Linked DNA regions of Homo sapiens: region 2 is linked to region 1. A link is an interaction called in ENCODE POLR2A ChIA-PET data of the cell type or tissue named here. Cell type or tissue: PC-9. All regions are shown on one strand. Each heading gives the region's core, and the rest is flanking DNA. Links, peaks and the distances in the headings are about the cores only.

The links. ChIA-PET counts read pairs that join two places held together with the same protein. Peaks named below come from ENCODE experiments on the same cell type or tissue, not always from the same donor. Only the 100,000 strongest peaks of a DNase experiment are listed, where the experiment ranks them.
Region 2: POLR2A ChIA-PET joins it to region 1 with 8 read pairs; 6 of 35 experiments call an interaction of 5 or more read pairs at or near these places.

What each region holds. Positions count from the first base shown.
Region 1 is chr17:18,935,381-18,951,459 of GRCh38, reverse strand. LOC124904114 (small nucleolar RNA MBII-202) reads right to left here and starts at 7,461; the gene lies at 7,387-7,461. It also overlaps a transcript of SLC5A10 not described here. RefSeq lists enhancers at 2,985-3,598, 3,599-4,212. In PC-9, for the core only: no CTCF peak of the experiment used is centred there; a DNase peak (open chromatin) is centred at 4,729; H3K27me3 peaks cover 1,144 bases.
Region 2 is chr17:18,889,264-18,905,342 of GRCh38, reverse strand. It overlaps PRPSAP2 (phosphoribosyl pyrophosphate synthetase associated protein 2), which reads right to left. Exons shown (of 12, transcript NM_002767.4): 8 at 15,466-15,521. Among named protein-coding and RNA genes, the nearest start is that of PRPSAP2, 39 kb to the right of the region's middle. RefSeq lists an enhancer at 4,611-4,660. In PC-9, for the core only: no CTCF peak of the experiment used is centred there; no DNase peak of the experiment used is centred there.

The sequences.
Region 1 (16,079 bases), core at 596-8,595:
CACGGACCATGCGTGGCTGTTCCGCACATGATCCCATTTCACGCTCACAGCAGCCACGCAGAGTAGGCAATGTCTCATCCTAGTCAAGGAAATGGCCATCCGCCATTACGCAGCCATTGAAGGCGCAGAGTAGGATTCAGTGCAGATGTGGCCCCACCGTCTCCACCGCAGTGACAGTGACGAGTTCCATCTGGATTCCATCAGAGTGGGACGCTCGCTCACTAATTCTATCAGTGTACACAGCAGGGCTGGCCGGCAGTCTCACGCCTCTGCTCAGTGACATGACTCGTGACTTTGCAAAGCATTTGCAGTTTAACCAGACATGCAGCACTTCCAGAAGTGTTAATGAGTGAGCGGCTGCCACCAGGAACACGCTGGCCTGCAAACCCAGCCAGCCTGTTACTCAATAACCCTGAGGTGCGGGTAAAAATTAATCCCCTCGGCCAGGAGCAGTGGCTCATGCCCTTGGGAGGCTCATGCCTTTGGGAGGCCAAGGCGGGTGGATCACCTGAGATCAGGAGTTTGAGACCAGCCTGGCCAACATGGCAAAACCTCGTCTCTACTAAAAATACAAAAATTAGCCAGACATGGTGGTACGCACCTGTAATCCCAGCTACTTGGGAGGCTGAGGCAGGAGAATTGCTTGAACTCAGGAGGTAGAGATTGCAGTGAGCCAAGACTGCGCCATTGCAGTCCAGCCTGGGCAACAGAGGGAGACTCCATCTCACAAAACAAACAACAACAACAACAAAAAACAATTAATAGTCCTCACATACAGGACTAGGCAGAAGAAGGAAGGGAAAAAGGAAGTCACTGCTGAGAGAACCCTCAGGCAGGCTCAACTGCCTGCCGTCTCCCCTTGCCTCTGGCCAGCGAGCCTCAGATGGTGTTTACTTCCCAAGCCATTGCTTGCAATGTGTTTTAAAACAAAAGGCTGCTTTGCACTGATCAGGAGGACCCAGCTGGGAGGATCCAGACTTACCAAAACTATCCCATTAATAGAGTAGTTGTACCAGCAGCATTGGCTCTGAGACCGTTGGCTAGGTCTTAGAAGGAAATAAACCACTTAGTGATAACTGCCGCCTTTGGATCAAAAGTCCTTGGGATTTTTGCCACTGAGTTTAAATGGAAAAAAATGAAAAAAGAGAAAAAAAATCCTAGGGAAAGAAAGCACCAGTAAAGGTGCTCTTAAGGGGCTGAGACTGATTTGCTGGTTCTGTCCTGAAGGACGGGGACAGGAGGAGGGTGGCAGCGGAGGACATGGAGGGAGAAGTACCAAACAAGCCCAGCCATGTCTGCGGGAGAAGAAACGCCACCCGAAGCCCAGTCACACCCACATTCCCACCCCACCTGACCCAACGGGATCACCTATTCACTCACCCCAAGAAACATGAAGACCGTCCTAGCTGAGAAGTCATCCGTACCACACCCCTTGAAGCCTCTTCCATCCCCGGAAGAAGTCCCTCAGACTCATGAGAACCAGGAACGGGATGTGGAGGGGTCAGCAGAGCCTAAGCAGGACGACTGGAGCCATTTGTATCTTGTGTGTGGGGCATCTATGAGCTTATGAGTTTCTTTCTTAAGTGCTTCAGAATTGTGACCAAGGCATGACCAACCATGTGATGAGCTGGGCAGCACTGGAACGGACTGCACATGAGTGAAGGGAGCCCATGAAGGGAGCCCACGGTCATCTGCGGCAGCTTGCAGCGAATCCCTCCAGGGCCTCTCTCTGCCTGCCTGCCAAGTCTAGTTCCAGCTTATCTGTTGCTCCTGCTTTTGCAATAAGCACAAGACTGATCATTTATTCCTGCTAAGTATTGTCTGCTTGTCTGTCCTGATGGAGAAACTCCCCAAGAGTCCTAAGCTACAAGGGCAAGCGTGCTCAGGGCAGCCAAAAAGTTTAGAAATTTCCTACATAACCACCCAGAGAAGGTGGTGAGTGAATTATGAGACCTCCAAACCATGGAACACCATGACCATTAAAAAGATGAGGTGGCTTTATATAATGGCATGGAAGGATGATACACTTGTAAGTGAAAAAAGCAAGCTAGAGAATATAGACCCATATCCATGTTTATCCTCTCATTATATATAATGTAAGGGGCTGAACAGCCACAGTGTTTTGAAGGACACACACCAAACTGCTAAGGAGAGGAGAAAGGAGAATTATCACTTTATTTTATTTTATTTTTTTGAGACAATGTCTGGCTCTATTGCCCAGGCTGGAGTGCAGTGGTACAATCACAGCTCACTGCAGTCTCAGCCTCCTGGGCTCAAGGGATCCTCCTACCTCAGCCTCCTGAGTAGCTGGGACTACAGGCATGCACCACCATAGCCAGCAAAGTTTTGTGGGTATTTTTTTATAGCGACAGGGTCTCACCATGTTGCCCAGGCTGTTGTCAAACTCCTGGGCTCAAGCAGCCTTCCAAAGTGCTGGGATTACAGGCGTAAGCCACTGTGTCCGGCCCAAGTTATCACTTTTTATGCTTTGGTGTGGGCTGGGCTTTTTTGTAAGACCTCTGGCCTTGGCCTTGGTTTAGACCAGCAAGCTGGCCCCTAGGGGTGCCCCCGACCCTGCCTGGGCTCCCCTCACCAGCCAGGTCAAGCAGTTTCCTTCCACTGATACAGAGGCTCAAGGAGAGTGTTGCCAGGTGCTTTGTGAAGGGTGGTGGGTCCCAGACAACCATTTCCTGAATGCTCACCTGCCCACCTGTGCTGGGTACCTGCATCTGCATTGGTTGGTCACCTCCCCGCAGCCCTTCCAGGCGGCCTTCACTTCCCTCCACTCCGCTGCTCTGCTGGCCGAGCGCTGCATTCTCTCATCCAGGTACCCTCTTGACCACTCCCCTTGAGGGCTTCAGGTTTGAGAGTCCACCCTCCATCACTCCCCACCCAAACCCACCCTCCCCAAAGCTCAGTGGGCTCGGCTGGGACCCCAGGGGCCAGCCCACAGCTTCATCTTTACCATGGTTACAGACACCTACCGAGCAGTCACCATGTGCCCACGCATCGTCCACCCTCAACTCTCCCAACTCCTTGAGGGATGGAAAATCCGAGGCACAGAGAAACAGAGGAACTTGCTCAAAGTCACACAGCAACTAAGAGACAGAGGAGGACTTTGAACCCAAATTGTCCAGCTCTCGAATCTGCCCTTTTAACATTAAACTCCACCACCCAGCATGGCTCGTGACAGGTATTCAGTGGGAAGGAATGACCCCCCTCCTCCCCTGGGGTCCCAGCCAAGCCCACTGAGCTTTGGGTGAGGTTGGGTTTGTGCAGGGAGTGATGGAGGTTGGACTGTTAAGCCTCAGGCCCTCGAAGGGAGTGGTTGAGTGGGCACCTGGATGGGAGGACCCTGAGCTCAGCCGGCAGAGCAGCAGAGTGGAAGGGAAGTGAAGGCAGCCGGGAAGGGCTGCTGGGAGGTAATGGAACCGATGCAGACCAGGCGTCCAGCACAGGTGGGGAGGGACTGATCCCTGGCCTCCAGTCTTATCCTTTTGAATCTACTCACCACGCACAGTATGTCAGAACACCCTAAAAGCCTAACCCTGGACATGACACTCCTGTTTCAAACTTACCTTCAACAGCCTTTACTGCTCCAGAGATCAAGTGCAAGGCCTTGGGCTCGGCACCAGGGGCCCTGGAACCTGGCCCTCCCCCGACCCAGCTCCATCTTCTGCTGCCCTCAGTTCCTCCCTGGGTGTCCTCAAGTCCCCCTACCTCTCAGTCTGCTTGGTGAACTGCTACTCATCCTTCAAGACGGTACTGAGACATCACTGCCTCTCTGAAGCCTTCCTTGGCTCCTCCCTCTTCTGTGCATCCCTGGCCCTGCTGGGCTAGTGGCTGTGCTGCCACACGACACAGTAGTATCTGCCCCCACCCACCCGTCACCCCGCTCCTCCAGTGACCGGCACAGGGTCTACCCTTGCCACATCACTGCAAGAGGTCCAAGGAGCCCAGGCAACTGAGGAATCTTCAGATGCTGAGGCCCCTGAGGCCCTTCAATCCCAGAAACCTATTCTTTTTTTATCATTATTGAGGGAGAATGCATTTAACATAAAATCCATCATTTTAACCCCTTAAAGTACACCAGTCTGTGGTTTCCACCACCTTCACAACACTATGCACCCATCGCCATTACCTATTCCAACATTTTTCTTTTCTTTTTTTTTTTTCTGAGACAGAGTTTTGCTTTGTCACCCAGACTGGAGTGCAGTGGCGCAATCTCGACTCACTGCAACATTTGCCTCCTGGGTTCAAGCAATTCTCCTGCCTCAGCCTCCCGAGTAGCTGGAATAACAGGCACGCACCACCACGCCTGGCTAATTTTTGTATTTTTAATAGAGACGGGGTTTCACCGTGTTGGTCAGGCTGGTCTTGAACTCCTGACCTCAGGTGATCCACCAACCTCAGCCTCCCAGAGTGCTGGGATTACAGGCATGAGCCACTGCGCCCAGCCTATTCCAGCATTTTTCATCCTCTCCAATGAAACCTTGTACAAATTAAGCATCATCTTCATTCCCCCTCCCCAAGCCTCTGGCAGCCACCAATCTACTTTCCCTCTTTGTGGATTTGCCTTCTCTGGTGTTGTGGTATCATAGGTATGTAGGAGTTGCCTTCTCTGGTGTCGTGGTGTTATGTATACACACAGGTTTCCACCCTGGGTTCCTGACTCAACTCCACAGCCCTTGCTGCATTCTGTTGTTATCACATCTGGCATGTCAGGCCTCAGGAAACAGAATCTCTCTGACCTTCTCCTGCCTCCTCTCACCTGCCCCAAGGCGGCCTCTAATCTTCCCCTGTCTTTCTAATTGTGGGTCACATCATCCTCATTCCAGAGAGGGTCCTGCCCCACACCCTGGGGGAAGGAATGCTGATCTCAAGAAGCTTTCATAAAACCCAGGAGGACTAGGTCCAGAGAGCTGCCAGATGGCTGAACACGTGGAGGCAGGCAGGAAGGTGAAAAAGAACTCATCCCTGTCCTGGGAGGGTGGCAGGAAGGTGAAAAAGAACTCATCCCTGTCCTGGGAGGGTGGCAGGAAGGTGAAAAAGAACTCATCCCTGTCCTGGGAGGGTGGCACTCCCCAACTGCAGGAACAGAAGCTCCTGTGCTCAGGACCCTTCCAGATGTCACCCTGTGTCTCTCTTCATCTGGCTGTTTCTTTGTATCCTTTAAAATGCCCTTCACAATAAACCAGTAAGCCTCCTAAGTAAGTGTTTCCCTGAGTTCTGTGAGCCGCTCTAGCAAATTAATTGAATCCAAAGGGGGTCGATCGTGGGAACCCAACTTGAAGCTTGTGGGTCAGAAGTTCCAGAGGTCTGGACTGGTGGGAAAGGAAGAGTCAGCCTTGGGAACTGAGCCCTCACCCTGGGTAGATAGTGTTGGAATTGAATTGGAGGGCACCTTGCTGGTGTCTACTGCAGAACTGATTGCTTGTCTATTGATGGGGAGATGTCCCCACATTTGGTCACAGAAATCTTCTGCGTTTGTTGCAGTGTGAGAGCAAAGGTAAAACCCGGTTGGGAAATTTTTCCAAAACAGGTGTATTATGTAAGTGGCATCACACGATACATGGTCTTTTGTGTCTGAGTGCTTTCGCTGAGGATGTTTTCACGGTTCATCCATGTTGTAGTGCATGTCGGCGCTTCGCTCTGTCTTCTCACTGAATAATTGTCAACTGTATGTGTATGCCATAGTTCGTTTATCCATTCGTCGGTTGGATGGACATCTGAGTTTTTTCTACCTTTTGTCTATTGTGAATAAAGTTGCTATGAACATTGAGGTGAAAGTATCTCTTTGAGACCCTGCTTCCTTTTTAAAATTTTTTAAAATTAAAAACATTTGTTTTTGTTTTGTTTTGTTTTTGAGACAGAATCTCACTCTGTCACCTAGGCTGGAGTGCAGGAGCGCAGTCTAGGCTCACAGCAACCAACCTCCACCTCCCGGGCTCAGGTGATTCTCATGCCTCAGACTCCCAAGTGGCTGGGATTACAGGCTAAATTCTGTATTTTGAGTAGAGACAGGGTTTTGTCAGGTTGGCCAGGCTGGTCTCAAACTCCTATCCCCAAGTGCTCCACCACCCCAGCCTCCCACAGTGCTGGAATTACGGATGTGAGCCACCTCACCCAGCCAATTTTTTTCTTTTTTTACTTCTAATAGTACTTTGAAAGAAGCCCTACTTTCAATTCCTTTGGGCATATATTTATGAGTGGAATTGCTGGGTGGTATTCTATGTTAAACTTTGAGGATTGGCCAAACTGTCTTCCAGAAGAGCTGCACCATTTTACATTCCCACCAGCAACGCACTAGACCCCCAGTTTCTCCACATTCTCATGAACACTTGTTATTGTCCATTTTTACATTTTTTTTTTCAGTCAGAGTTTTACTTTACAGCCCAGGCTGGAGTGCAGTGGCACGATCTGGACTCACTGCAACTTCTGCCTCCTGGGCTCAAGGGATCCTCTTGCCTCAGCCCACCAAGTAGCTGGGACCACACGTGCATGTCACACACGCAGCTAATTTTTGTATTTCTGGTAGAGATGGAGTTTCACTGTGTTGCCCAGGCTGCATTTTGACATTATTATGATAGCCGTCCTAGTAGGCGTGAAGTAGCATTTCATTGTGGTTTTGATTTGCATTTCCCTAAGGACTAGTAATGTTGAACATCTTTTCATGTAATTGTTGGCTGTTGAAGGTATGTCTACCTTCCTTGGTAGAGAAATATCCTGACCCACACATGCATAGCCACTGCCATTATCAAAATCCCCAACCAAAAGTTGTTATGCTTGTTACAACTGATGAGCCTGCATTGATACATCTCCCAAAGCACATACATTACATTAGGGTTCACGCTTGGTGTTGTATTCTATGTGTTTGGATAAACATATACTGACATGCATCCACCACTATAATGTCATACAGAGTAGTTTCACTGCCCTAAAAGTCGCCTGCATTCTCCCTATCCTTCCCTCTCTCCTCCCTAACCCTTGGCAACCACTGATCATTTTCTGTTCCCACGGTTTTGCCTTTTCCAAAATGTCATATAGCTGTAATCAAACACTTTGTAGCCTTTTCAAAAGGCTTCTTTGACTTAGTCATCTGTATTTCTGTTTCCTCCATGTGTTCATGGCTTGGTAGCTCATTTCTTTTTAGCACTGAATAATATTCCATTATCTAGATACTATGATTTATTTATTCATTCACCTACTTAAGGACATCTACCAAAGTTTTGGTAATTATGAATAAAGCTGAATTCATAATGAGTAAACATCCATGCACAGGTTTTTGTGTGGACGTAAGTTTTCAACTCCTTTGAATAAATACTCAAGAGTAACTGCTGAATCATATGGTAAGTGTAAGCTTAGTTTTTATGCTTTTTAAAAAATTATTATTTTGCTCAGTTATCAGATGGAAAGGGATTCAAATATACTTGCATCAAAGCACATTTAGATTTGTAAGAAACTTCCAAACTGTCTTCCAAAGTAGCTATACCGGCCAGGCGCGGTGGCTCACGCCTGTAATCCCAGCACTTTGGGAGGCTGAAGTGGGAGGATCACCTGAGGTCAGGAGTTTAAGACCGGCCTGATCAACATGGAGAAACCCTGTCTCTACTAAAAATACAAAAATTAGCTGGGCCTGGGGCACGAGCCTGTAGTCGTAGTTACTCAGGAGACTGAGGCACAAGAATCATTTGAATCCAGAAGGTGGAGGTTGCAGTGAGCTGAGATTGCGCCACTGCATTCCAGCCTGGGCGACAGAGCAAGACTCCGTCTCAAAAAACAAACAAACAAACAAAAAACAACAGGCCGGTGCGGTGGCTCACTCCTGTAATCCCAGCACTTTGGGAGGCCAAGGCAGGTGGATCACCTGAGGTCGGGAGTTGGAGACCAGCCTGGCCAAGATGGTGAAACCTCTTCTCTACTAAAAATACAAAAATTAGCTGGGCATGGTGGCACATGCCTGTAATCCCAGCTACTCAGGACGCTGAGGCAGAATTGCTTGAACCAGGACCCGGGAGGCAGAGGTAGCAATGAGCAAGATCGTGCCACTGCACTTCAGCCTGGGCTACAGAGTGAGACTCTGTCTCAAAACAACAACAACAACAACAACAACAACAAAGTAGCTATACCATTTTGCATTCCCACCAGCAATGAATGAGAGTTCCTGTTGCTCCACATCCTCCCCAGCATTTGGCGTTGTCAGTGTTCTGGATTTTGGCCACTCTAATGGGCTTGCGGTGGTGTCTCTCTGTTGTTTGAATTTGCAATTCCATGATGACATATAATGTTGAGCATCTCACATGCTTATCTGCCATCTTTATATTTTATTCGATGATATGTCTGATCAGATCTTTCACACATTTTAAAATTGTTTTCTTATTTAATTTTTTTTCTTTTGCTTTGTTATTGTTGTTTTGGTTTTTTGACAGGGTCCTGCTCTGTTGCCCAGGCTGGAGTGCAGTGATGTGATCTCAGCTCACTGCAACCTGCACCTCCTGGGCTCAAGCAATCCTTCTACCTCAGCCTCCCAAGTAGCTGGGACTACAGGCGCCTGCCACCACGCCCAGCTAATTTTTTATATTTTCAGTAGAGATGGGGTTTCACCGTGTTAGCCAGGATGGTCTCGATCTCCTGACCTCGTGATCTGCCTGCCTCGGCCTCCCAAAGTGCTGGGATTACAGGCATGAGCCGCAGCACGTGGCCAGTTCTTTCTATATTTTGAACAACACTTCTTTATCAGATATGTCTTTGGGAACTATTTTCTCCCAGTCTGTGTCTTTTCATTCTCTTGACACTGTCTTTTGCAGAGCAGAATTTTTTTTTTTTTTTTTTTGAGATGGGGTCTCACTCTGTCACCAGGGTTGAAGTGCAGTGGCTCAATCTCGGCTCACTGTAACCTCTTCCTCCCTAGCTGAAGCCATCCTCCCACATCAGCACCCCTAGGTAGCTGGGACCACAGGCATGCACCACCATGCCCAGCTAATTTTTTTTTTTCATATCTTTGGTAGAGACAGTGTTTTTCCTTGTTGCCCAGGCTGATCTCAAACTCCTGAGCTCAGGTGATCCACCCACCTCAGCCTCCCAAAGTGCTGGGATTACAGGCATCAGCCACCATGCCCGGCTGCGGATCGGAAATGTTTAAATTTATGAGGTCCAGCTTATCAATTCTTTCCTTTATCAGTTGTGGCTTTGATGTTGTATCTGAAAAGCATCACCAAATCCAAATTCATCTAGATTTTCTCCTATGTTGTCTTCCAAAAGTTTTACAATTTGTGTTTTACATTTAGGTCCATTTTGAGTTAACTTTTGTGAAAAGTGTAAGGTCTATGGTTCATCTTTTTTTTTTGTATGTGGATGTCCAGTTGTTCCAGCACCATTTGTTAGAAACACTTTTCTCCATTGTACTACCTTTTCTCTTTTGTAGAAGATCAATTGACTATATTTATGTGGGTATATTTCTAGGCTCTCTATTGTGTTTTATTTTGTTGTTGTTTTGTTTTGTTTTTGATTTTGATTTTGTTTTTTTTTGGGGACGAAGTTTCGTTCTTGTTCCCCAGGCTAGAGTGCAATGGTGCAGTCTCAGCTCACTGCAACCTCTGCCTCCCAGGTTCACGCGATTCTCCTAGGCTGTCATTTTCAAGTATAAAAATTTAGTGTTCCATCGGCCGAGGTGGGCAGATCACAAGGTCAGGAGATCGAGACCATCCTGGCTAACATGGTGAAACCCTGTCTCTACTAAAAATACAAAAAAATTAGCTGGGGGTGGTGGCAGGTGCCTGTTGTCCCAGCTACTCGGGAGGCTGAGGCAGGAGAATGGCGTGAACCCAGGAAACGGAGCTTGCAGTCAGCCGAGATTGCGCCACTGCACTCCAGCCTGGGGGGACAGAGCCAGACTCCGTCCCCCCTCAAAAAAAAATTTAGTGTTCCATTACCCAATCTGTGCAGAAGACATAGCTACAAGCTCAAGTCATGTGAACTTATTCCTTCTTTCATGTTCTTTCTTTCTTTATGTAGATCCAAATTTCTGATCTGTATTGTTTTCCTCCTTTCCTTAAAAAAATTGATGGCCAGGCACGGTGGTTTACACCTATAATCCCAGCACTTTGGGAGGCCAAGACGGGTGGATTGCTTGAGCACAGGAGTTTGAGACCAACCTGGGCAACACGGAGAAACCCTGTCTCCACAAAAAATACAAAAAAAATTAGCCAGGCGCCGTGGCAAGTGCCTGTAGTCTCAGCTATTCAGGAGGCTGAGGTGGAAGGATCCTTGAGCCCAGGAGGCGGAAGCTGCAGTGAGCCAAGATCGTGCCACTGCACTCTAGCCTGGGCAACAGAGTAGTGTGACCCTGTCTCAAAAAAAAGAAAAAGAAAAAAAAGAATTTATTTATTACAAGACAGGTCTACTGGCAATAAATTCTCTCAATTTTTGTTTGTCCGAGAAAGTATTTCTCCTTCAAATTTGAAGGATATTTTCACAGCGTACAGAATTCTAGGTTGGTAGTGTTTTTCTCTCAACACTCAAATATTTCACTCCACTCTTCCTTCTTGCATGATTTCTGAGGAGACACATGTAATTTTTATCTTTGCGTCTCTATAGGTAACATGATTTTTTCCTCTGACTTCTTTCAGATTTCTTTCTTTTCCTCTGACTTCTTTCAGGATTTTTCCTTTATCTTTGATTTCCTGTAGTTTGAAAATGTCACACTTATGTGCAGAGTTTTTGTTTCGTTTCATTTGTCATTTATCCTGCTCAGTGTTCTTTGACCTTCTTGGATCTGTGGTTTGGTGTCTGACACTGATTTGAGGAAACTTGCAGTCCAATATTTCTTCTCTTCCTGTCTCTCTTTTCCTTCTGCTATTCCCATTTACATGTATGTTACACCTTTTGTAATTGCTCCACATATTCTGGTGTTTTTTTTTTTTTTTTTTTTTTTGTCTTTGTTCTCTTTGCTTCTCAGTTTTGGAGGTTTCTATTAAGATATCCTAAAGCAAGGCCAGGCGCTGTGGCTCACACCTGTAATTCCAGCACTTTGGGAGGCTGAGGTGGGCGGATCACCTGAGGTCGGGAGTTCGAGACCAGCCTGACCAACATGGAGAAACCCTGTCTCTACTAAAAATACAAAAATCAGCTGGGCGTGATAGCGCGCGTCTGTAATCCCAGCTACTTGGGAAGCTGAGGTGCGAGAATTGCTTGAGCCTGGGAGGCGGAGATTGCAGCGAGCCGAGATCGTGCCGCTGCACTCCAGCCTGGGTGACAGAGTGAGACTCCATCTCAAAAGAAAAAAAAGAAGATATTCTAAATCTCAGAGATTCTCTGCTTAGTCATGTTCAGACTACTCATACGTCTATCAAAGGCATTCTTCATTTCTGTTACAGTGTTTTTATCTGTAGCATTTTTTTTATTGTTCTTAAGATTTCCACCTTTCTGCTTTCATTGCCCGTCTGTTCTTGCATGCTGTCTGCTTAACGAGAACCCTTGGCATTTTAATCATAGTTAGTTGTTTTAAATTCCTTGGCCGGGCATGGTGGCTCAGGCCTGTAATCCCAACACTTTGGGATGCTGAGTCGGGCAGAAGATCACCTGAGGTCAGGCATTCGAGACCAGCTTGGCCAACATGGTGAAACCTGTCTCTACTAAAAATACAAAAATTAGCCCGGCATGGTGTCGCACACTTATAATCCCGGCTACTCAGGAAGCTAAGGCAGGAGAATCACTTGAACCTGGGAGGCGGATGCTGCGGTGAGCCGAGATCATGCCACTGCACTTCAGCCTGGGTGACAGAGCAAGACCCTGTCTAAAAAAAAAAAAAAAAAAATTCCATGTCTGGCCAGACACAGTGACTCACACCTGTAATCCCAGCACTTTGGGTGGCAGAGGTGGGCAGATCACATGAGGCCAGGAGTTCAAGATCAGCCTGGGCAACTTGGTGAAACCCCATCTCTACTAAAAATACAAAAATTAACTGGGCATAGTGGTACACGCCTGCAATCCCAGCTATTCGGGAGGCTGAGGCACAAGAATCATTTGAACCCAGGAGGCAGAGGTTGCAGTGAGCCGAGATCACGCCACTGCACTCCAACCTGGGTGACAGAGTGAGACTCTGTCTCAAAAAAAAAAAAAAAAAAAATTCCCTATCTGATAATTTCAGCATCCCTTGTGCCAGGTCTGGTTCTAATGCTTGCTCTGTCTCTTTGAACTGTTCTTTGCTTTTTAACATGCCCTGTAATTTTTTTCTTGATAGCTGGAAGTAATGTACTGGGTAAAAGGAACTGCTACGTAAATAGGCCTTTAGTGATGTGGTGGTGAGGTGTAGGGGGAGGTCCTACAATTAGGTCTTTTCTGATGACCCTGTGCCACTGGACTGTGAATGTCACCGAGCTTTTCTCAGATTTTCTTCTCTACCCTTAGGTAGGAAAGGATGGCGAGAGTAGGCTGGGATTGGGTACTATCCTTCTCCCACATGGTTGGCTAGGGTGAGCTTTAGTTGAGTATTTCTCTTCTCCCACGTGGAAAGTTAGAGCTGACTAGAATTAGGTTTTACCCTTCTCCTAGTTCAGTTAGGCTCTGATAAAACCCCAGAATGTTAGGCTCTGGTTAACTAGCTTCTCCTGAGGGCAGAGTTTGTCAAGAGGAGCACAGTGCTCTGAAGCTTTCAGAATGATTCCTATTTCCGTCTCCCTGCTGGAAGCTCAAGGGGATTCTTCTTGAGAAGGTAAAATTCACAAAAGTATGGGGTCCTCATATGAGGGAGTCCCCCTGAAGTTTTTAACTCTCAGACTTGTTCTCACCTAGCCTCTAACAATTTGTTGATTACAGTTCAGGTTTCCTAACTCTGGCACCGGTTCCTATAAAGACTTCTGTACATTGTTCTCAATGTTTGCATTTCTGTCTCTGATTATGGGAGCAGTGGTTTGCCCTGTGACCTCACTTCTCATATGGCTCTAACAAAGTAGAGTTGATTTTTCAGTTTGTTGAGCTTTTTACTTGTTGTAGGATGGAGTTTCAACTCCCAAGCTTTTTACATGTGGAACTGAAATTTACTAAGAAGAAATTCACAAAACATAAAATTAACATTTTAAAGTGAATAATTTAGTCAGGCGCTGTGGCTGACACCTATAATCCCAGCACTTTGGGAAGCTGAGGCGGGAGGATCACTTGAGCCCAGGAATTTGAGACCAGGCCGGACAATATGACAAAACCCTGTCTCTACTAAAAATACAAAACTTAGCTGGGCGTGGTGGCACATGCCTGTGGTCCCAGCTACTCGGGAGGCTGAGGAGGGAGGATCGCTTGAGCCTGGGAGGTGGAGGCTGCAGCGAGCTGTGATTGCATCACTGCACTCCAACCTGGGTGACAGTGAGACCCTGTCTCAAAAACTAAATAATAAAATAAAAAGTGAGTAATTTAGTGGCATTTAGTGCATTCACAATGTTGTGCACTCACCACCTCTATCTAGTTCCAAAACATTTCTGTCACTCCAAGAGAAAATCCTGTGCCTATTAAGAAGTTTCTCCCTGGCTAGGTGCGGTGACTCACACCTGTAATCCCAGCACTTTGGGAGCCTGAGGTGGGCAGATCACGAGGTCAGGAGTTTGAGACCAGCCTGGCCACTATGGTGAAACCCTGTCTCTACTAAAAATATAAAAAATTAGCCAGTTGTGGTAGCATGCTCCTGTCATCCCAGTTACTTGGGAGGCTGAGGCAGGAGAATTGCTTGAACCCAGGAGGCAGAGGTTGCAGTGAGCCTAGACTGTACCACTGCACTCCAGCCTGGGCAACAGAGCAAAACTCTATCTCAAAAAAAAAAAAGAAAAGAAGTTTCTCCCTATAACCCACTCTATCCCCTGGATCAGGGGTCCCCAACCCCCAGGACCACGGGCCGCACAGCAGGAGGTGAGCGGCAGGCAAGCCATCATTACTGCCTGAGCTCCACCTCCTGTCAGATCAGTGGCAGCATTAGATTCTCATAGGAGCAAGAACCCTATTGTGAACTGTGCATGCGAGGGATCCAGGTTGCACACTCCTTATGAGAATCTAATGCCTGATACCTGAGGTGGAGCAGTTTCATCCCCAAACCATCCCCAACCCCTTGCCCCAATCTGTGGAAAAGTCGTCTTCCATAAAACCAGCCTCTGGTGCCAAAAAGACTGGGGACCACTGCCCTGGATAACTACACATCAGCTACATATCTATCTACTCATCCCCTGATAACTACATATATGCTTTCTGTTTTTATGGATTTGGCTATTCTGGATATTTTATATAAATGGAATCACACAATATGTGACCTTCTGTGTCAGGTTAATTTCACTTAGCATAATGTTTTAGAAGCTTGTGCACGTTGTAACTCATACAGTAATCTATTCCTTTTTATTCTATGTAAATACTGTTTTTTGTTTTGTTTTGTTTTGTTTTTTTGAGACAGGGTCTCACTCTGTTGCTCAGGCTGGAGTGCAGTGGTGCTATCTTGGCTCACTGCAACCTCCGCCTCCCAGGTTCAAGTGATTCTCCCATTTCAGCCTCCCAAGTAGCTGGAACTACAGGTTGGTGCCACCACACCTGGCTAATTTTTTTTTTTTTTTTTTGGTAGAGATGAGGTTTCAACCATGTTGTCTAGGCTGGTTTCAAACTCCTGACCTCAAGTGATCTGCCCGTGTTGGCCTCTCAAAGTACTAGGATTACAGGCATTAAATACTAAGATTTGTTTATTCATCCATTGATGGACATTTGAGATTCCACAATTTGGTGATTGTGAATAGTGCATCTGAACATGTATGTCCATGTACTTATTTGGGTATCTGTTTGTAATTTTTTTTGGAATATACCCAGGAGCAGAATTGCTGGGTCATCTGGTAATTTTATGTTTAACTTTTTGAGGAACCGCCAGACTGTTTTCCACAGCAGCTGCATCATTTTACCTTTCCACCAGCAGTGTATGTACGAAGGCTCCAATTTTTCCATATTCTTGCCAATACTTGTTTTTGTTTGTTTGTTTGTTTTACAAGGCAGGGTCTCACTATGTTGCCCAGGCTGGTCTCAGACTCCTGGGCTCAAGTAATCCTCCCACCTCAGCCTCCTGAGTAGTTGGGACTACAGGTGTGCAACACTGCAAGTGGTGCCAACACTTGTTATTTCTGGTTTTGTTTGTTTTGTAGCATAACCATTCAAATGGGTATGAAGTTGTAACTCATTGTGGTTTTTGTTTGTACTATCTATAATGACTAATGATGTTGAGCATCTTTCCATTTAGATATATTTTTTGTATGAATGCCTGTATATCTTTTTGTTCTTTTTTTTTTTTTTTTTTTTTTGAGACTGAGTCTCACTCTGTTGTCGTGTCTTGGCATAATCTCAGCTCACTACAACCTCTGCCTCCTGGGTTCAAGCGATTCTTGTGTCTCAGCCATTGAGTAGCTTGAATTACAGGCGTGCACCACCATGCTTGGCTAATTTTTGTATTTTTAGTAGAGACCGGGCTTTTCCACGTTGGCCAGGTTGGTCTCGAATTCTGGGCATCAAGTGATTCACCCATAGCCTCTCAAAATGCTGGGATTACAGGCATGAGCCACCATGCCAAGCCTGTATATCTTTTTGTATATCTTTCTTTGTGGGAATGCCTATTCAAATCCCATTTAAAACATGTTTTTGGGCCAGGCGCGGTGGCTCACTCCTGTAATCCCAGCACTTTGGGAGGCCGAGGCAGGCAGATCACAAGGTCAGGAGTTCGAGACCAGCCTGACCAACATGGTGAAACCCCGTCTCTACTAAAAATACAAAAATTGGCTGGGCGTGGTAGTGCATGCCTGTAATCCTAGCTACTCAGGGGGCTGAGGCAGCAGAATCGCTTGAACCCAGGAGGCAGAGGTTGCAGTGAGCCAAGATCACGCCAATGCACTCCAGCCTGGGCAACAGAGCGAGACTCTGTCTCAAAAAAAAAACAAACATATATATATATATGTATTTTTTTTTTGGCCAGGTGCAGTGGCTTACACCTGTAATCCCAGCACTTTGGGAAGCTGAAGTGGGCAGATTGCTTGAGCTCATGAGTTCAAGACCAGCCTGGGCAACATGGTGAAACC
Region 2 (16,079 bases), core at 4,074-12,073, 50 kb after region 1:
AAGATAAATAAAATCATGGCCGGGTGCGGTGGCTCACACTTGTAATCCCAGCACTTTGGGAGGCCAAGGCAGGTGGATCACCTGAGGTCAGGAGTTTGAGACCAGCCTGGCCAACGTGGTGAAACCCCGTCTCTACTAAAAATACAAAAAAATTACCCAGGCATGGTGGCAGGCACCTGTAATCTCAGCTAATCGGGAGGCTAAGGCAGGAGAATTGCTAAAATCCGGGAGGCGAAGGTTGCAGTGAGCCGAGATCGTGCCATTGCATGCCAGCCCAGGCGACAACAGCAAGACTCTGTCTCAAAAAAATAAATAAGTAAAATAATAAATAAATAAAATTATTACCTGCACAGCAATGGGAGTTTCTGGATACTCCATATAACTTAATCAGATACTTTGCATTCCCATCTAATTCCAAAATCAATCAGGATGGTTTCTCTGTGTCATTTTGTTTCATGCACTGACAGAGAGGAATTCTAAAGCAACTTGATCCTGATTGTACGATAATGAGTTAATTTACATCATGGGTGAGAAAGAACAAGACACAGGGCCTCAGCTATCCTTTTGTTTCCTATTCACTCAGTTATTCAGAGAAAACAATTTCAAACAACTCATTCAAGCAAGTTCTGTTCCTTACAAAAGCAACACTTTCTCTGATGATCCCTTTTAGTCAAAACAACTGCTCATTGTCAAACAACTCCAAAACAATAGCTCTGGACTTCGACCTATTCATCAATAACTTCAGGATTCTAAAGGCACTAACCACTAAACACAGTGGCTCACGCCTGTTATCCCAACAGTGGCTCACGTCTGTTATCCCAACACTTTGGGAGGCCGAGGCAGGCAGATCACTTGAGGTCAGGAGTTCGAGAAGAGCCTTACCAGCATGGTGAAACCCCATGTCTACCAAAAATACAAAAATTAGCTGGGCATGGTGGCGCACGTCTGTAATCCCAGCTACTTAGGAGGCTGAGGCAAGAGAATCGCTTGAATCCAGGAGGTGGAGGTTGTAGTGAGCCGAGATCACACCACTGCACTCCAGACTGGGCGACAGAGGGAGACCCTGTCTCAAAAAATAAATAAATAAAGGCACTAACCACCACCATTCTACATAATGGTATTTAATTTATAAAGTCCTTCAGTAAGTTCTTTGATGCTTATTAACTCTGTAAGATAAGCCAAGCAGGTGTTATCCCCAGGAAACTGAGGCTTGGAGAGACAGCCTTGACCAAGGTTCTCACAAAGACTGGCTAAGGCACAAGTGGAAGCCCAAGTCTTGGACTGCTAATTTAATACCTTCCTGACTGATAAAAGTCAGCCCCAGTCTGACTTCTACATTGATTACAGCTATTTTCTAAGGTTGGCTGCCAAATGAAAAACTTGGAGGAGGGAACTAGAAATAATAGGATCAGAATTTGCATGTGGCTGAGCCAGAAAGTGCCATCTCCTGCTCGAAGTCTGGGTGAATGTGTTTATCAGGACATTAGAACACAAGAAAATCACCACCACATAGCTACGGGATATAAGACAACCAGAACTGACTTTACTGTGTTGATGCCATGTCGACAGAGCTCTTGCTCACAATACCTTTTTATTTTACTTTGTTTTTTTGAGACAGGGTCTGGCTGTCACCCAGGCTGGAGTGCAGTGGTGTGATCTCACCTCACTGCAACCTCCACCTACTGGGCTGAAGTGATCCTCCCACCTCAGCCTCCTGAGTAGCTGGGACTAGAGGCACACGCCACCACACCCGGCTAATTTTTGTATTTTTGGTAGAGATGGGGTTTCAACATGTTGCCCAGGCTGTTCTTGAACTCCTGGACTCAAATGATCTTCCAACCTCAGCCTCCCAAAGTGCTGGGATTACAGGTGTGAGCCATCGAGCCTAGCCCACTCACAATACCTTAAACTCACAGACCAAACTCCTAAGCCTTGACTGTGTTATTTTACTACCTGTTCCATATAAAACTGAACCTTTTGTAGCACTCATCTCCATACTAAAACACACGTTCATTCATTCATTTATTTATTTGATGGAGTTTTGCTCTTGTTGCCTAGGCTGGAGTGCAATGGCACGATCTGGGCTCACCGCAACCTCCGCCTCCCGGGTTCAAGCAATTCTCCTGACCTCAGGAGATCCACCCATCTCGGCCTCCCAAAGTGCTGGGATTACAGGGGTGAGCCAATGCGCCCAGCCTCTAAAACATTCATTTAATGTAGTATGATCTATGTGGATTCAATTACTGAAACTGGGAGAAAAAGAGACTGGGTCTTTCGTTCCAATCTACCCAACTGACCTACCAGTCAAAGAGCACATGAGGGCAGTCTGCAAGTGCCATGGGAACACAGCCCTGCCTGCACTGGTCACCACCACATCCACGATGGCTGGCACAGCAGCACTCAAATATGTACTCGGTAAAGACTGAGTGGAGGGGGGCAAGTCAATTTCTTTTTTTTTTTTTTTTTTTTTTTTGAGATGGAGTTTTGCTCTTGTCACCCAGGCTGGAGTACAATGGCGCAATCCTGACTAACTGCAACCTCTGCCTCCCAGGTTCAAGCAATTCTCCTGCCTCAGCCTCCCAAGTAGCTGGGATTACAGGCGTGCGCCACCATGCCCCGCTAATTTTGTATTTTTAGTAGAGACAGGGCTTCACTAAGTTGGTCAGGGTGGTCTCAAACTCCTGACCTCAAGTGATCCACCCCCCTCGGCCTCCCAAAGTGCTGGGATTACAGGTGTGACACCGCACCTGGCCCAATTTCAATCATATTTGGCCAACACTCAAGTCCCCTAATCACTGGTATAGAAAACATTCTTGGAAGTAAATAGTTGCCCCACTACCTTCAAGGAAACAACATTTGGTGGAACTACCTTGGTTCCTTCATCTCTGTGGGTCTGTTTCCTCATCTATGAGAGATTATAACTGCTGACTTCCAAAGTTGCAAAGATCAAATAACATAACATAGATAAAAAACATCTGACGCTACACATGCATTCCTACAGGGCATCTTCCTAGGCCTCATCAGCCCCAGCAAAATAGGTTCTCAATAAACATTTGAACAGATGAATGACAAACATCACTGACAAAAGCCAAAGAAACTGAGCAAAAGGCTACTACATCCATCCCTCTGTGAACAGGTGGGTGACAGAAGTAAACTGAGGACTCTAGAGGTTACTAAAAGTCCACCCAGATGGGAAAGTCAACAGAAAATTCATCATGTTCTTCTGGTATTTAGTGGGAAAGAAAAAAAAATGTATCAAGGCCAGATGCAGTGGCTCATGCCTGTAATCCCGGAACTTTAGGAGGCCAAGGCAGGAGGATTACTTGTACCCTAGAGTTAGAGACCAGACCTGGCAACATAGGGAGATCCCGTTGCTACAAAAATAAGGAAAAAACCAGCTGGGCATGGTGGCACATGCCTGCAGTCCCAGCTACTCAGGAGACTAAGGCAGGAGGATCTCTTGAGCCCAGGAGATGGAGGCTACAGTGAGCCGTGGTTGTACCACTGCACTCCAGCCTGGATGACAGAGCAAGAACCTGTCTCAAGGAAAAAAAAGTATCAAAACATTGTCACTTCTGCTTCCACTAGGAAGGATTATTAATACTCCTTCTGCCACCCACAACTAAAACCCCTGGATGTTACATACAAACAAAAATGAGAAGACTCTGGCCAGGCGCAGTGGCTCATGCCTGTAATCCTAGCACTCTGGGAGGCTGAGGCAGGCAGATCACGAGGTCAGGAGATAGAGACCATCCTTGCTAACATGGTGAAACTGTCTCCACTAAAAATACAAAAATTAGCCAGGCATAGTGGCAGACGCCTGTAGTCCCAGCTACTCGGGAGGCTGAGGCAGGAGAATGGCATGAACCCGGGAGGCGGAGTTTGCAGTGAGCCAAGATCGTGCCACTGCACTCCAGCCTGGGTGACAGAGCGAGATTCCGTCTCAAAAAAAAATGAGAAGACACTAAAAGGTAGAGAGAAGGCAGACTAGCAAGGGACCTCAGGACCTGAGCAACGTCACGGTGGTGGCTTCCTTGGGCATTCCTTTTGCCTTATTATCCCAGATTTGTAGCTGGAGAAGAAGCGACCCAAAAATGCCAGTGGGCAAAGACAAGAAAAGCTCCAACAAAGGTCGGCTCTCCCTAGTCAAAGGACTAAGAAAAGGGCAACCTAGTGAGTGAGAAAATATTTAGACAATAACTGCCTTACTCTAGCCACACAGGCAGGAAAGCCACAGCCCACGTTTCCGCCACATTTCCGCCGCATGAGTAAAGGTTGAGGGGTGAGCCTGTACTTCCTGGCTTGTCAGGCTATAATGAGGCACCCCAAACCCAATGGGGTGGTTTCACAGAAGGCCAAACAGGGAGCTGGGACTTTCACCCTCACTCAGCAGTAAGGAGCAACTGCCAGAGTCAGTGGAGAGTGAAATCTGGACTTCTACCCCCAACTCAGCAGTAAAGAGGTGCCCCTCCCCTCTCCATTGCAGTGGTATCAGAGGCAGCCTGGTGGAGTCAGGAATTCCACCACCACCCAATGAGAATGATGCTACTTTTCCTTGGCGTCAGCGGAGGACATGGAGGGAGCATTTCCACCCATGAGTAACAAGGACCACCTTAGGTGGTCCACACAAGGCCTGGTGGTGAATCTCGACTTCTACCCTTACCTAGCAGAAACGAGCCCCAACACCACCACTTTCCCTGCCAGAGTCCTGAGAAGCCAGCAAAATCAGAAGGCCTAAATGAGACCCAGAGTCTCACACACAATATCTAAAAGTCCAGATTCCAATCAGAAGCCACTCGCCACACTAAAGGCCAGTGAAATCTCAATATGAATGAAAAAAGACAATTAACAGATGCCAACACCAAGATGACAGACATGCTGAAACTGTATAACAAAGATTTTAGAGCAGCCATCAGAAAAGTGCTACAAGCAGCAATTATGAGCATGTGTGAAATAAAAAACAAGAAGTCTAAACAAAGAAAGTATTGACAAAAAAATAGAAGGTATAAAAAAAGACCCAAGGCCAGGCGTAGTGTCTCATGACTGTAATTCCAGTACTTTGGGAGGCCGAGGCAGGCAGATCACTTGAGGCCAGGAGTTTGAAACCAGCCTGGCCAACATGGCAAAACCCCGTCTCTACTAAAAATACAAAATTAGCAGCCAGGCACGGTGGCTCACGCCTGTAATCCCAGCAGTCTGGGAGGCTGAGGCGGGCAGATCACGAGGTCAGAAGTTCAAGACCAGCCTGACCAACATGGTGAAACCCCATCTCTACTAAAAATACAAAAATTAGCCGGGCGTGGTGGCAGATGCCTGTAATCCCAGCTCCTCAGGAGGCTGAGGCATAAGGATCACTTGAACCCAGGGAGCGGAGGTTGCAGTGAGCTGTGATAACACCACTGTACTCCAGCCTGGGCAACAGAGCGAGACTCAGTCTCAAAAAAAGAGAACCAAAAACTTATTTTAGAACTTAAAAAATACAATAACCAAATTAAAAAGCTCAGTTGGGCTGGGGGTGGTGGCTCACACCTGTAATCCCAGCACTTTAGAGAAGCTGAGGTGGGCAGATCACTTGAGCTCAGGAGTTCAAGACCAGCCTGGGCAATATGGTAAAATCCCCGTCTCTACCAAAAATACCAAAAATAAATTCGCAAGACACGGTGGCATGCACCTGTAGTCCCAGCTTCTTGGGAGGCGGATGTGGGAGGATTGCTTGAGCCTAGGAGGCAGAGGTTGCAGTGAGCTGTGATCATACCACTACACTCCAGCCTGGGCAACAGAGGTGAGACCCTGTCTCAAAAAAAAAAAAAAAAAAAAAAAAAACTCAGTTGGATATACTCAACAGCAGAATGGAAGTTACAGTGAAAATAATAATGGAGGTCAAGGAAAGAATCAGTGAACTGGAAGACAGACAACAGAAATTAGCCAATTTGGACAACAGAGAGAACAATGGCTGTGGCAGGGCATGGTGGCATGTGCTTGTAGTTTCAGCTACTCTGGAGGCTAAGATGGGAGAATCACTTGAGCCCAGGGGTTCAAGACCAGCCTGAGTAACATAGTGAGACCCACTAAAAAATAAAAATATAAAAGACTAGAAAATAAAAATAAACAGAATCCCATGGACCTGTAACAAAAGATCAGCTGGGCACGGTGGCTCACACCTGTAATCCCAGCACTTTGGGAGGCCAAGGTGGGTGGATCACCTGAGGTCGGAAGTTCAAGACCAGCCTGACCAACATGGAGAAACCCCGTCTCTACTAAATATACAAAAGTAGCTGGGCGTGGTGGTGCATGCCTGTAATCCCAGCTACTTGGGAGGCTGAGGCAGGAGAATCGCTTGAACCCAAGAGGCAGAGGTTGCAACGGTGAGCCAAGATCACGCCATTGCACTCCAGCCTGGGCAACAAGAATGAAACTCCATCTCAAACAAACAAACAAACAAACAAACAAACAAACACCTGACATTTATGTCATAAGAGTCCCAGAAAAAGAGGAGAAAGACGGTAGGACTAAAAAAGTACTCAAAAAGACAATGGCTGAAAGCTTCCCAAATTGGTCAGAGACATAAACCCACAGCTTCAAGAAGTCCAGCAAACACCAAACAGGATAAACCCAAAGCAATCTCAAGATATATCATAATTAAACTTTTGAAAACTAAAGACAAAGAAATAATCTTGAAAAATAATTCATGATAACCAACTTCTCATCAGAAACCACAGTGACCAAAAGAAAGTGACACAAAAACTTTTCAGGTGCTGAGAGAAAAGAACCGTTACTCCAGAATCCTATACCCAGCAACGATGTCCTTCAAGAATGAAAAGGAACTCTAGACATTCTCAAATGAAGGAAAACCAGCAAAATGTGTTACCAACAGAACTATTATTTAAAAGCGGCAAAAGGAGGTACTCTAAACAGAAAGGAAACAATAAACTAAACTTTGGAATATCAGCAAGGAAGAAGGAAACAAAAATACCTGTAAATATAATAAGCTTTTCTTCATTTCTGACTTTTCTAAATTATGTTTGATGTTTAAAAGCAAAAATTCTGGCTGGGTGTGGTGGCTCAAGCCTGTAATCCCAGCACTTTGGGAGGCCGCGGTGGGCAGATTGCGAGGTCAAGAGATGGAGACCACCCTGGCCAACACAGTGAAACCCCATCTCTACTAAAAATACAAAAATTAGCTGGGCGTGGTGGCGCTCGCCTATAGTCCCAGCTACTTGGGAGGCTGAGACAGGAGAATCACTTGAACCCGGGAGGCGGAGGTTACCAAGAGCTAAGATTGCACCACTGCACTCCAACCTGGTGACAGAGCGAGACACTGCCTCAAAAAAAAAAAAAAAAAAAAAAAAAAGCAAAAATTCTAACAGCCTGATACTGCTATAAATGTATGTATAGAAATATTTAAGACAAATATATTAAAAACAGGGGGAGTAAAGAGACACAGAGAGGTATGACTTCTATATTTCACTCAGGCTGATAAAATGACATCAGTATATTGTAATATGTTTTGTATATGTAATAAAATACTTAGAACAACTATTAAAACAGCTATATAAGGTGATATTCAAAACACTATAGAGGGCCGGGCGTGGTGGCTCACGCCTGTAATCCCAGCATTTTGGGAGGCCAAGGCAGGCAGATTACCTGAGGTCAGGAATTCCAGACCAGCCTGGCCAACATAGTGAAAACTCCATCTCTACTAAGAATACAAAAATTAGCTGGGTGTGAAGATGGGAGCCTGTAATCCCAGCTACTCAGGAGGCTGAGACAGGAGAATCGCTTGAACCTGGGAGGTGGAGGCTGCAGTGAGCCAAGATGGCACCATTGCACTCCAGCCTAAGTGACAAGTATAAAAATCCGTCTAAACAACAACAACAACAACAACAACACCACTATAGAGAAGCACCACTCTAGAATGGCAGAATAAGGACCCTAAAAAATCTGCTCCTCCATGAAAGAAAGAAAAACTCTAAAAAATTTTGCAAAAATTAACTTTTACATAACTGTGGAAGTTAACCAACAGCTTGCAACAATCTGAGGAGTGTTTAAGAAAAACAGCTGAATCTTGTTAAAGAGCAAACTTTGGGCTGGGCATGCTGGTTCACGACTATCATCCCAACACTTTGGGAGGCTGAGATGGGCAGATCACTTGAGGCCACGAGTTGGAGACCAGCCTGGGCAATATAGTGAGACCCCATCTCTACAAAAAAAACATGAGAATTAGCCAGGCATGGTGCTGCATGCCTGTGGTCTCAGCTACTTGGGAGGCTGAGGTGGATCACCTGAGCCCAGGAAGTCCAGGCTGCAGTAAACCATAATGATGCCACTGCACTCCAGCCTGGGCATCAGAGTGAGACCCTGTCTCAAAAAAAAGAAACTGTGTGTGTTTTAACTTGCCCCATTCCCATTATTCCATTATTCCCATGCCTCTCTCTCCAGTTCTGCAAAAGACAAAAATTGGAAACCTCATAATCATGGTGGCCATGAGAAACAGAAGACTAGCAACCACTGGTGGGAAAAGAACAGGTTTGGAGCTTCTCAAGAAGCCCATTCTCAGGTAACCATCACTATTATGCCTATCTGGCAGCTTGCTGAGACTCAGGGCTGGAGAATATGATCAAACTTAGAGTCACTCTGTGTGAATAGTCCCATCCCCAGAGTAGATGAGCAATCAACAGCAACTGTTTAACACTGCAGCCGCCTGAAGTGACAATACCAGTTGAGTAAAACAAGGGGCTAGACAAAAAAAAAAAAAAAAAAAAGGAAAATCTGGGGAATGAGATGGCCACATGGGCCTTGAAAAGCTTATTCCTGCATGTAAAGAACATGCGCTTACCCAGGAAGGACCTGAAAAGCCCCTAACCTTGAACCTTGGCTGACCTTAAGGCTCTGTGCAACCAAGAAGTAAAGGCTAAGGCAGAGTTGTAAGCTGCTGGGAGAATTGAAGACATGCACAAACACACACACACAGACCTTGAAGAGAGTGGGAGATTTATTGCTTCAAGGCATTTCAGGAAATCTCTGTCCAATCATTAGCTGGCCAGTAAGCTAACCAACCAGAGACTTCAGTGGCTGAATGCTACAAAGAATACAGACTTTACAGAATTGGCACAGGGTGGCCACTAAACAAACATATCACAGAAACAACAGCAACAACAAACACTGGGAATTGGTGGAGGTAGAATCTGATGCTCAGATTTTTCACATTACATAATTTAAAATGTTGTTTTTAACTAAAATGTACAAGGCATGCAAACAAAAAGGAAAATATGGGCCGGGCATGGTGGCTCACACTTTTAATTCTAGAACTTCAGGAGGCCCAAGGCAGGAAGATTGCTTGAGGCCAGGAGTTTGAGACCAGTCCAGAAACACAGCAAGATCTTGTTTCTGTATTCTTTTTTAAAGTAAGAAGTTTTGGCCAGGCATGGTGGCTCACACCTGTAATCCCAGCATTTTGGGAGGCCAAGATGGGTGGATCACCTGAGGTCAGGAGTTTTGAGACCAGCCCAGCCAACATGGTGAAATCCCGTCTCTACTAAAAATACAAAAATTAGCTGGGTTTGGTGGCACACACCTGTAATCCCAGCTGCTCAGGAGGCTAAGGCAGGAGAATCGCTGGAACCCAGGAGGCAGAGGTCACAGTGAGCTGAGATCATGCCACTGCACTCCAGCCTGGGCAACAGAGCAAGACTCTGTCATAAAATAAAAATAAAAATTAAATTAAATTAAAATAATAAAGTAATAAGTTTTTTTAAACATTAAAAAAAAGAAAAACATGGCCCATACACAGTAAAAAAGCAGTCAACAGAAACGATCTCTGAAAAAGCCCAATGTCAGAATAACTAGACACAATAAATTAGCTATCATAAATATGTTCACAGAACTAAAGAAAACAATGTCTAAAAAATTAAGGGATACCCAAAGAAATGAAATATTTATTTAGGCATAAATATAACAAAATATGGGCTGGAAGTGATGGCTCATGCCTGCAATCCCAACACTGGGAGGCTGAGCCTAGGAGTTAGAGACCAGCCTAGGCAACACAGTCAGACCCCCGTCTCTAACAAAAAATATATATATATTTTTTTAATTAGCCAGGCATGGTGGTGCACACCTATAGTCCTAGCTACTTAGGAGGCTGAAATGAAAGGATTGCCATGAGCCCAAAAATTCAAGGCTGTAGTGAGCTGTGATGGCACCAGTGCACTCCAGTCTGGGTAAACAGAGCAAGACTTTCTCTTTAAAAAAAAAAAAAAAAAAAGTACACATCTATATGGGGAAAACTACAAAACTCTGATGACAGAAATCAAAGATGAATTTTTAAAAAATGATATCCCATGTTCATGGATAGGAAGACTCAATATTGTCAAGATGCCAGTTCTCCCCAATCTGATCTACAGATTTAATGCAAATCCCAATCTAAATCCCAACAAGTTATTTTGTGTATTTCAAAAAACTGATTCTGAAGTTTATATGGAGAGGCAAAAGACCCAAAATAGCCAACACAATATTGAAGAACAAAGTTGGAGGTGTGACAATACCCAACTTGAAGACTATTAAGGCTGGGCGTGGTGACTCACGCCTGTAATCCCAGCACTTTGGGAGACTGAGGTGGGTGGATCACGAGGTCAGGAGTTCAAGACTGGCCTGGCCAAGATGGTGAAACCCCATCTCTACTAAAAATACAAAAATTAAAAATTAGCTGGGCATGGTGGCAGGTGCCTGCAATCCCAGCTACTCAGGAGGTGAGGCAGAGAATTGCTTAAACCCAGGAGGCGGAGGGTGCAGTGAGCCAAGATTGCACCACTGCACTCCAGCCTGGGCAACAGAGCAAGACTCTGTCTCAAAAAAAAAAAAAAAAAAGACTATTGAAAAGCTACAGAGGGCCGGGCATGGTGGATCATGCCAATAATCCCAACACTTTGGGATGCCGAGGCAGGCAGATCACCTGAGGTCTGGAGTTCAAGACCAGCCTGACCAACATGGAGAAACCCCATCTCTACTAAAAATACAAAATTAGATAGGCGTGGTGGCGCATGCCTGTAATCCCAGCTAGTCAGAAGACTGAGGCAGGAGAATCACTTGAACCCGAGAGGTGGAGGTTGCAGGGTGAGCTGAGATCGTGCCATTGTACCCCAGCCTGGGCAACAAGAGCGAAACTCCGTCTCAAAAGAAAAAAAAAAGCTATAGAGGCCTGCATGGTGGCTCACGTCTGTAATCCCAGCACTTTGGGAGTCAGAGGTGGGTGGATCACCTGAGGTCAGGAGATCAGGTTGGTCACCAGCCTGACCAACATAGTGAAACCCCATCTCTACTAATTAGCCAGGTGAAGTGGTGCACACCTGTAATCCCAGCTACTTGGGAGGCTGAGGCAATAGAATTGCTTGAGCCTGGGAGGCAGAGGTTGCAGTGAGCCAAGATTGTGCAGCCCGGGCAACAAGAGTGAAACTCCATCTCAAAAAAATTAAAAAGCTATGGTGGCTGGGTGCGGTGGCTCATGCCTGTAATCCCAATACTTTGGGATGATCATTTGAGGTCAAGATCACTTGAGGTCAGGAGTTGGAGACCAGTCTGGCCAACATGGCGAAACCCCGTCTCTACTAAAAACACAAAAATTAGCCAGGCAGTGGTGCAATCACGGCTCACTGTAGCCTTGACCTCTTGGGCTCAAGCAATCCTCCCACCTCAGCCACCCAAGTAGCTAGAACCACAGACAAATGCCACCACATCCAGTTAATGTTTTTTTTTTTCTTAAAAACGAGGTCTCACTATATTGCCCTGGCTGGTCTCAAATTCCTGGGCTCAAGTGATCCTTCTGCCTCAGCCTCCCGAAGTGCTGAGATTACAGAAGTGAGCCACTGCACCTGGCCAATGGATTCTTAGACATGACATCAGAAGCAGAGGCAATAACAAACAAAAAAGATAAATTGATTGGGGAGGCCAAGGCAGGCGGATCACGAGGTCAAGAGTTCGAGACCAGCCTGGCCAACATGGTGAAACTCCATCTCTACTAAAAAATACAAAAAATTAGCCGGGTGTGGTGGCGGGCACCTGTAATCCCAGCTACTCAGGAGGCTGAGGCAGGAGACTCGCTTGTACCCGGGAGGCAGAGGTTGCAGTGAGCTGAGACACTGCACTCAAGCCTGGGCAACAGACTGAGACTCCGTCTCAAAAAAAAAAAAAAAAAAAGATAAATTGAACTTTATCAGCATTGAAACCTTTTTGTGTGAAAGAACACCATCAAGACAGTGAAAAGACAATCTGCAGAAAGAGAGAAAATATCTGCAAATCATGTATCTAACAAGGTTTAGTATGTAGAATATATAAAGAGTGCTTATAACTCAACAAAAAGACAACCCAATTATTAAATGGGCAAAGGGTGTGAACAGGCATTTCTCCAAATATATACAAATGGCCAAAAAGCACATAAAAATATACTCAACAGCTAGGCATGGTGGCGCATGCCTGTAATCCCAGCTACTCAGGAGGCTGAGGCAGGAGAATCGCTTAAACCTGGGAGGCGGAGGTTGCAGTGAGCCGAGATCGCGCCACTGCACTCCAGCCTGGGTGACAGAGCGAGACTCTGTCTCAAAAAAATAAATAAATAAATAAATACACACACACACACACACACACACACACACACACACACACTCAACAGGCTGAGGCAGAAGGATTGATTGAGCCCAAGAGTTTGAGCCCAGCCTGAGCAACATACTGAGACCCTGTCTCATTAAAAAAAAAAAAAAGATACTCAACATCATCAATCATTAGGGAAATGCAAATGAAAACCACGATAAGGTAGAATTTCACACCCACTAGGATGATTATAATGAAAAAACTCAGAGAATTAAGTGTTGGTGAAGATGTGGAGAAGTTGGAACCCTCATACTCTGCTGGTGGGAATGTAAAATGGGCAGCTGCAGTGGAAAAGAGACTGATAGTTCCTCAAAACATAAACGAAACTGCCATATGACCCAGCAATTCCAATCCTAATATATATCCACAAGAAAGGAAAAATGAAAACTTATGCCAACACAAAAACTAATCCATGACTGACCATAGGAGTCCTATTCATAATAGCCAAACGGTAAAAAAAAAAAGTGTCCATCAACAGATGAATGGATAAACAAACTAGTATACACATACAATGCAATATTACTCAGCCATCAAAAGGACTGAGGTACTGGCCAAGTGCGGTGGCTCACGCCTGTAATCCCAGCACTTTGGGAGGCCGAGGCAGGCAGATCACAAGGTCAGGAGTTTAAGACCAGCCTGACCAACATGGTGAAACCTCATCTCTACCAGAAATACAAAAATTACCCAGGTGTGGTAGCATGCACCTGTAATTCCAGCTACCTGGGAGGATGAGGCAGGAGAATTGCTTGAACCCAGGAGGCGGAGGTTGCAGTGAGCTGAGATCGTGCCACTGCACTCCAGCCTCGGCAACAGAGTAAGATTTTGTCTCGAACAATAACAGCGACAACAAAACACTGAGATACTACATGCTACACCATAGATGAACCTTGAAAACTGCTAAGTGAAAGAAACCAGACACAGAGGGCCACATACTGTGTGGCTGCCGAGGGACAGAAGGTGAAGGGATAAGGAATGATTGCTGAATGGGTACTAGATGTTCTTCTGGGAAGACGAAAATGTTCTGAAAACAGAGACAGGTGGTGGTTACACAACATTGTGAATGCACTAAATGCCAGTGAATTCTATACTTTAAAATTATTGTATATTATGTGATTTTTCACCTACATTTTTTTAAAGCATGTATATCAGAGAAAAATTATTAAGTAAAATTAATTCAGCCTTTGAAGAAATGTTTGGAAAAGCTATTTGAAATGTTTACATTCTAAAATTCAGTCTGTTTCTTACAATTTAATCAAATGGACAAGAGGAGATCAGGTGATACAACTTCTTGAAGGACACATGGGTGAACACAGGCCCGGCTGGGTTGGGAAAGTCAGCCACAAGAACACAGCCATGTAATGGTTTTATCTCAAATGCCAATTTATTTTATTTAATATACTAAGTCTACATATTAAAGTGCTATTCTTAATTCATAACGTCAATGACTTATGTGAAATACTTTTGAAATCAATGGCTTACTGTGTGCAAGTTCTCCTCCATCCTTCAATACTGCCAGCCCACGAGCCCAGGGTGGAGGCACCCTACACTTTCTTTCATTCCACAGGACTCAACAACAATCCAGTGATCAAAGGTATTCAACTGGAAAATAACTTTAAAAGGGCTTTTTTAGGAAAAAGGCTTTATTCCTACAAGTGATTTTGTTCTTTCCCTCTCCAGTGGAGTGGCTTCTCCACAAAACACTGGTAGTATAAGAAATCCTCTCAACCGACATATAATTTTAAGTATGCAATAGTGACACATCAGTTACTCCAGGTTACATGTAACTCACTCTACTGACTCTCAAGGCTCCCCCTTTGGTACACCTCAGGTTGTGTCAATTTTGTAAAATGTCACCTTTAACATATACAAATAACTGGCCTCTCAGCTGGATAAAATTCTGTTAATCAATTTCTGAGTTCCTCAAATAAGGGGCAGTAAACAACTATGAAGTTGTCTGCTAGTACTGTAAATATTCGCCAGTACTGTAAACGCCAGACTCAAAGACTGACATGTGATTGTCAATCTGGGTCTGGGGAAAACACTAGATCGTATTCCCCAGAACTGGATTGCTTTGGTCAAGAAATATGATTGAGGTCAGGCGCAGTGGCTCATGCCTGTAATCCCAGCACTTTGGGAGGGTAAGGCGGGTGGGTGGATCGTTTGAGCCTCAGTAGTTCAAGACCTGCCTGGACAACATGGCAAAACTCTGTTTCTACTATTAAAAATAAAAATAAGGCCCAGTGTGGTGGCTCACGCCTGTAATCCCAGCACCTTGGGAGGCCAAGGCAGGTGGATCACCTGAAGTCAGGAGTTTGAGACCAGCCTGACCAACATGGTGAAACTTCATCTCTACTAAAAATACAAAAATTAGCCAGGCATGGTGGTGCACGCCTGTAATCCCAGCTACTTGGGAGGCTGAGGCAGGAGAATCGCTTGAACCCAGGAGGTGGAGGTTGTGGTGAGCCGAGATCGCGCCACTGCACTCCAGCTTGGGCAACAAGAGCGAAACTCCATCTCAAAAAATAAAGAAATAAAATAAAATAAATAATAATAATAATAAAAATAAAAGAAAGTGTAAGTGGAAGATAACTTAAAAAAGGAAGTATGTCTGGCAATCATAGAGTGGGATTGGAAAAAAAAGAGAGGAAATTAAAATGTTTACTTAATAAATGGAGTTGACAGAACAATCTTAAAATACCAGTCCATGGAAGAAAAATAAGAGATATCGCTGGGAACCACTGAAGTTCAAATTAGAATGCCTGGAACTCATCACGGATACAATCCTTAGAAGTAGATCCAGAAAGAGGTTGTGAGATTCCCACCTACCTCTTCGCCGAGGCTGGAGACTTGGCCACGATTACTGCATTCCTGTAATCTGGGATCTGTGACAGACAAGAAGTCAGGTATTACTGCATGTCAACAAAAAGGAAAATTCCAACAGACCCAAAAATGCTTGGCTAGTTGAAAGTTTTCCAAAAAAAGAAAAAGTTCAAAGTAAAATTCTCCTTTGGAAAATGAAGAAAGGAACCTGCCTATGAAAAAATATTACTAACTTGTGAGCCACACAGACTTCTTTTAGGAAAAAAGTAGGGATAATTGGTGATTAGCTCTTATCTCTGCCAGCAAATACTAATGATGCAGTGTAAAGATGTTTCTATATATCTCGTCAACAAGAATCCTAATTACATGTAATTTCAAAGTACAAGGATATCCAATTCAATCTGAATACAAGCTGACTGTCAAATTCCAAATTACTGCAGTCCAAACAAATGGCTATTTAACATATCGCAGTCATAACATGTTGAAGCAACCAATTTGTTAAAGGATAATCGGCCCAGCACTATTTTAAAAAAATATATTAACTATATTCTCATTGCTTTTTTCTCACAATTACACCAATGAATTTTAATATGAGCAGTTAATAACACCTAGCAACATGT